2 separate regions of the Homo sapiens genome follow, and region 1 is linked to region 2. A link is an interaction called in ENCODE POLR2A ChIA-PET data of the cell type or tissue named here. Cell type or tissue: GM12878. All regions are shown on one strand. Each heading gives the region's core, and the rest is flanking DNA. Links, peaks and the distances in the headings are about the cores only. Region 1 overlaps LOC102725238 (a long non-coding RNA gene). Region 2 holds the start of TUBG2 (tubulin gamma 2).

What was found. Peaks named below come from ENCODE experiments on the same cell type or tissue, not always from the same donor. Only the 100,000 strongest peaks of a DNase experiment are listed, where the experiment ranks them.
Region 1: POLR2A ChIA-PET joins it to region 2 with 5 read pairs; 3 of 35 experiments call an interaction of 5 or more read pairs at or near these places.

Annotation. Positions count from the first base shown.
Region 1 is chr17:42,427,300-42,430,101 of GRCh38, reverse strand. The region is part of intron 2 of LOC102725238 (a long non-coding RNA gene); the gene reads right to left. Among named protein-coding and RNA genes, the nearest start is that of CAVIN1, 5.4 kb to the right of the region's middle. In GM12878, for the core only: a CTCF peak has its summit at 1,513; a DNase peak (open chromatin) is centred at 1,502.
Region 2 is chr17:42,657,586-42,660,387 of GRCh38, reverse strand. TUBG2 (tubulin gamma 2) reads right to left here and starts at 1,104. Exons shown (of 11, transcript NM_016437.3): 1 at 836-1,104; 2 at 442-554; 3 at 72-239. The coding sequence starts at 884. RefSeq lists enhancers at 888-957, 1,008-1,077, 1,088-1,147, 505-1,272. In GM12878, for the core only: no CTCF peak of the experiment used is centred there; no DNase peak of the experiment used is centred there; H3K4me3 peaks cover 1,312 bases; H3K27ac peaks cover 841 bases.

The sequences.
Region 1 (2,802 bases), core at 150-2,649, 230 kb after region 2:
TGAGCAGTGCTTGGCTATTCCCCAGTGCCCTTTCACACCGCAAGATACTGGGTTTGGGAGGGGGTCCTTTCCCCCTCCTTTGTACCTACCCTCACCTGTGAACCCTTCCCCACTCTTCCTGAGAGTAGTGACTGCTTTCCCTATGCTGGGGGGGAGCTTTCAGCTGTGTCAGACACTATGCATCTGGCCAGGTGCAGAGTTTCACACCTGTAATGCCAGCACTTTGGGAGGCCGAGGTGAACAGATCACTTGAGCCCAGGAGTTCAAGAGTGGCCTGGGAAATATGGCAAAACCCCATCTCTACAAAAAAAAAAAAAAAAAAAAAATTTAGCCAGGTGTAGTGGCATACAGCTGTAGTCCCAACTACATGGGAGGCTGATAGGAGGCTCACCTGAGCTCAGGAAGTCGAGGCTGCAACAAGCTGAGATCGCACCACTGCACTCAAGCCTGGACAACAGAATGTGACTTTGTCTTTAAAAAAAAAAAAAATGCTGGGGGTGGCCAGGCGTGGTGTCTCATGCCTGTAATCCCAGCACTTTGGGTGGATCACCTGAGATCAGGTGTTTGAGACCAGCCTGGCCAACATGGTAAAACCCATCTCTACTCAAAATACAAAAATTAGCTGGGCATGGTGCTGTGTGCCTGTAATCCCGGCTACTCAGGAGGCTGAGGCAGGAGAATCACTTGAACCCGGGAGGCGGAGGTTGCAGTGAGCCAAGATCGCGCCACTGCAGTCCAGCCTGGCAACACAGCGAGACTCCGTCTCAAAAAAAAAAAAAAGGCCGGGTGCAGTGGCTCACGCCAATAATCCCAGCACTTTGGGAGGCCGAAGCAGGCGGGTCACCTGAGATCAGGAGTTCAAGACCAGCCATGGCCAACATGGCGAAACCCCAACTCTATAAAAATTAGCCAGATGTGGTGGTGGGTGCCTGTGATCCCAGGTACTTGGGAAGCTGAGGGAGGAGAATCTGGGAGGCAGAGGTTGCAGTGAGCTGAGATGGCGCCACTGTACTCCAGCCTGGGCAACAGTGAGACTCCGTCTCAAAAAAAAAAAAAAAAAAAAAAGGACTAGACTTGATTTATCCTCATTAAAGTCCCTAGCCCAGTAAATGGCTAGTGCGAAGTAGTCATGTTTTATTGAACAAGTAGATGGATGGAAGAATACGATAGAGCACCCTGTAAGATTCTAACTGCTGACATGTTGCATCCTGGTGTCCTTTTTCTGGGCCAAAGGGGTTGTTTGCTTTTACCTCACTATCCCTTTTATGGATTCTGTCTCAGTGGCTGAAAGCACACAATGGAACAGTGTGCCTTTCAGCAAGCAAATAGAGTGAGCAATGGAAAATGCAAACCAACAACCCTGAATGCAGGCAATGGCATGCTGAATGCAGTTACAAATGAAGAGAAACTGCTTATTTTCACTGGAATGGAGTGAAATGCTCTGGAAAGGACTGCTCTGCTCCAGTTTGCGGCATCTGTGCTGGTGGAGCTAGTACAATATGCCTCAGCATGCCCCCTGTTGGACTTAGCTGGCATTTAGTAAGAAAAGGAATGTGAGAGAAACTTGTTGATGCAGATTTTTCTCCAACATAGGCATGCAGGGGTAGGGCCCTTTTACAGAAATCATCCATTAAGGAGGCATTAAATGAGTCAGAGATGTATTCACTGGACTACCCCTGGGACATAACTTGACTCATCCACAAATTCTGACATTCCTGTTTGAAGAAGTGGTATAGAAATACTTTCCTGATGAGGCTGGGCACAGTGGCCCATTCCTGTAATCCCAGCACTTCAGGAGGCCAAGACGGGAGGATCACTTGAGCCCAGGAGTTCAAGACCAGCCTAGGCAACGTGGCAAAACCCCATGGCTGGGACTCTGTCTCTACAAGAAATTTAAAAATTAGCCAGGTGTGGTGGTGTGTACCTGTGGTCCCAGCTACTCTGGAGGCTGAGTTGGGAGGATTGCTTGAGCCCAGCAGTTCGAGGCTGCAGTAAGCCCTGATTGAGCAACTGCACTCCAGCCTAGGCAACAGAATGAGATCCTGCCTCAAAAGCAAAAAACAAAAACAAAAAAATCCCACTTGTCTTCAGCAACTCCTCCCCCATGAGATTTAAATTGTAATCTGTAAATGTCCATTGATAGGGAACTGGTTAAACAAATATAGTAGACGTATACATTGGAAAACAAGGCAGTTCTACATGTACTGATATGGAACTATCCATAAAACATATTAATAACTGAAAACAGGAAAGTGCTGAAATATATATATGTATGATCATATATGCAGAAATAGTCTATAGAAGATTCCGCAAGAGAATAGTAATAATAGGCTTGGCATGGTGGCTCACACCTGTAATCCCAGCACTTTGGGAGGCCGAGGTGGGTGAATCATCTGAGGTCAGGAGTTCAAGACCAGCCTCGCCAACATGGTAAAACTCCTTCTCTACTAAAAATACAAAAATTAGCCAGGCGTAGTGGCACATGCCTGTAATCTCAGCTACTTGGGAGGCTGAGGCATGAGAATTGCTTGAACCCGGGAGGCAGAGGTTGCAGTGAGCCGAGATGGTGCCACTATACTCTAGCCTGGGAAACAAGAGCAAAACTCCACCTAAAAAAAAAAAAGAGAATATAGTAATAATTGATGTCTCCTGGAAAAGAAACTAGTTGCTGGGATAGAGATAAAATTTTTTAGAGGCCGGGTGCTGTGGCTCATGCCTGTAATCCCAGCACCTTGGGAGGCCGAGGTGGGTGGATCACCTGATGTCAGGAGTTCGAGACCAGGCTGACCAACCTGGTGAAAC
Region 2 (2,802 bases), core at 167-2,666:
TCCTAGTAGCTTGAGCCTGCCTTGCCTCTGGATGGGAATATCAAAGGTCTCTGGAATGGTCGCTAGGACACCTGGGAGAATCCGCTGGCCCAGTTGTTGCCAGCTCCTCCTCCATGTTCCGACAGGTAGATGTTCTCTGGGTTGTAGAGCTTGGCATAGGGGGAGTTGAGGATGGAGTGGATCACCCGGGGTTCCAAGTCCAGCAGCACGGCCCGGGGGATGTAGTGCTCATCGTCTGCCTGTCAAGGGGAGTCCAGGAGGGGGCCCAATCAGCTAGGGCGGCCCAAGTCCGAAGTCCTCCCAACTCTGGCTCCCTCCGGCCCTCCCTCCTCAAGCCAGCCGCCTGGCCCTACTGCCCAGCGGGGTTCCCAGTACCAGGCCACTCCCTTCCCTTCCGCCCCCTTGGGCCACTGCCGCCCCCGGCCAAGTCGCTGGGGGCACCTGGTAGAAAAAGACGTCCTTGCGGTCAGTGCCCTCGGTGGCGAATTCCTCCACGATGCCCTCGGGGCTGATACCATGCTCGGCGCACAGCTGTTTCCAGAACTCGAACCCAACTGGGGGAGGGGGGAGATGCCCGGGTCTGCTGGAGCCTTAAGGCCTGAGGAGCCCAGTTTTAGTCTCAGAGGCTGACACGATCAGAGGGTGGACCCAAGATGCCTGGGTTTGGTAGCTGCCCCAGCCCCGGGCTGGAGGCGCAGCTCTCGGTCTGGGTTATCCAGAGCAGCAGGGCAGGGGGTTCATGGAAGGGAAAGGGGGACTGGTGGAAGCCAGGCACTTGGGTGGGACCCGAAGGGGCAGAACCAGAGACCGGCGGGGCCGGCGCTCGCTTGCTCACTCTGGTTGCCGCACTGGCCCAGCTGCAGGGTGATGATCTCCCGGGGCATCGCTCTTCAGACGTGGGCGCGCCAGCCCCGGCCTGGCGAGAGTCACGGCTGAGACGAATGCCCGGCAGCCAGGAGCGCAGGACGTGGGGAGCGCGCGCTCTCTTCGCCTCTTGACGCGGATGCTCGGTCTGCGCGTGTGCAGCGCAGGCCTCTCCTCGGCCGGTGGGCCGGGGAGCCCAACCTGGGCATCATTTTCTCCCTCAGCAGTCGCAGCTGGAATTCCGCACAGGCGCAGAGTCAGGCCACGCCCGCTCCTGCCCACCGCTCCGCGCCTGCGCAGTGAGACTCGTTGGGGGTGGCAGGGTCGGAACCTGGATGTGTTGGGGAGGAGAGGAACGGGGGAGGGGAGGAAAGGGGAGAAGCGGCCAGGTGGATGTGCTTGTCCACGTGTAAGGAGTCATCTACCTATATTGGTAGGTGAGGACACTGTCAGCTTTGCTAGATCAAAGGGCTAGAAGCCAACTTTTCTTCGTTTAAATTTCTGTTTTTTAATGGTGTTACAATACATACACATGTATGTTACCTTTTTATTTTTTAGAAGGGTCTCGCTCTGTCGCCCAGGCTGGAGTGCAGTGGCGCGATCATAGCTCACTGTAGCCTTGAACTTCTGGCTTAAGTGATCCTCCCACTTCAGTCTCCCGAGTAGCTGGGACTACAGGCGTGTGCTACCACGCCCAGCTAATTTTTAAATTTTTAAAATGTATTTTTATAGAGATGGGGATCTCACCGTGTTGCCCAAGATGGTCTTAAACTACTGGCCTCAATCAATCCTCCTGCCTTGGCCTCCCAAAATGCTGGGATTACAGGCATGAGCCACCACTCCTGGCCTAAATTTACCATTGTAACCATTTGTAAGTACTGCATACAGTTCTGTGGCACCAAGTACACTCACATTGTTCTGTAACCACCACCACCATTCTTTTCTAGAACTTTCTTATCTTCCCAAACTGAAACTCTATCGCGATTAAACAGTAACTTCCCCTTGACTACTCTAGGCACCTGATATGAGTGGAATTATACAGTATTTGTCTTTTTGGGTCTGGCTTCTTTCACTTAACATAATATCTTCAAGATCCTTCCATTTCGTAGCATGTGTCAGAATTTCCTTCCTTTTTACAACTGAATAATATTCCATTGTATAGATGTACCACATTTTGCATAACCATTCATCCCTCCATGGACATTTGGGTTGCTTCCACCTTTTGGCTATTGTGAATGTTGCTGCTTTGAATGTGAGTGTACAAATATCTGTTCGAGTCCCTGCTTTCAATTATTTTGGATATACACCCAGAGGTAGAATTGCTGGATCATATGGTAATTGTGTTTAATGTTCTGAGGAATCGCCATACGATTTTCCATGGTAGCTGCACCATTTTAAATTCCCACCAGCAATGCACAAGGGTTCAGTTAAATAAATTTTATAGGAGGCCATTGATTTGCACTGAGCTCCTGTGCTTGGCTCAACAGACCAAACCAAAATGGAGTCACTCACGCTAAAGTTCTATGTCACTAAGCAACACTAAGTTGTTTATCAAACCTTCAGAGGAATCAGGAGAGGGAAGGAAGAGCCAAAACCCCAAACAAGCCAGTGTGAGCCGGCATGATACGGAAGTCCTTTTACAAGAAAAGTAACTTTGAAAGGACCCATCTGCTTTTTTTCCTTCTGTTTCTATTTTTCTCTACCCTTTTTTGTCCATAAAAACTAACCTGTGCTTGACTCATCTGAACACTCATTCTATTTATTTTATGGAATGAAACGTAGCCTGATCTAGAATCACAAACACTGTAAATGCCACTTAAGATTTTTTTTTTTTTTTGAGACTAAGTCTCACTCTGTTGCCCAGGTTGGAGTGCAGTGGCATGATCTCGGCTCACTACAACCTCTGCCTCTCTCAGGTTCAAGCGATTCTCCTGGCTC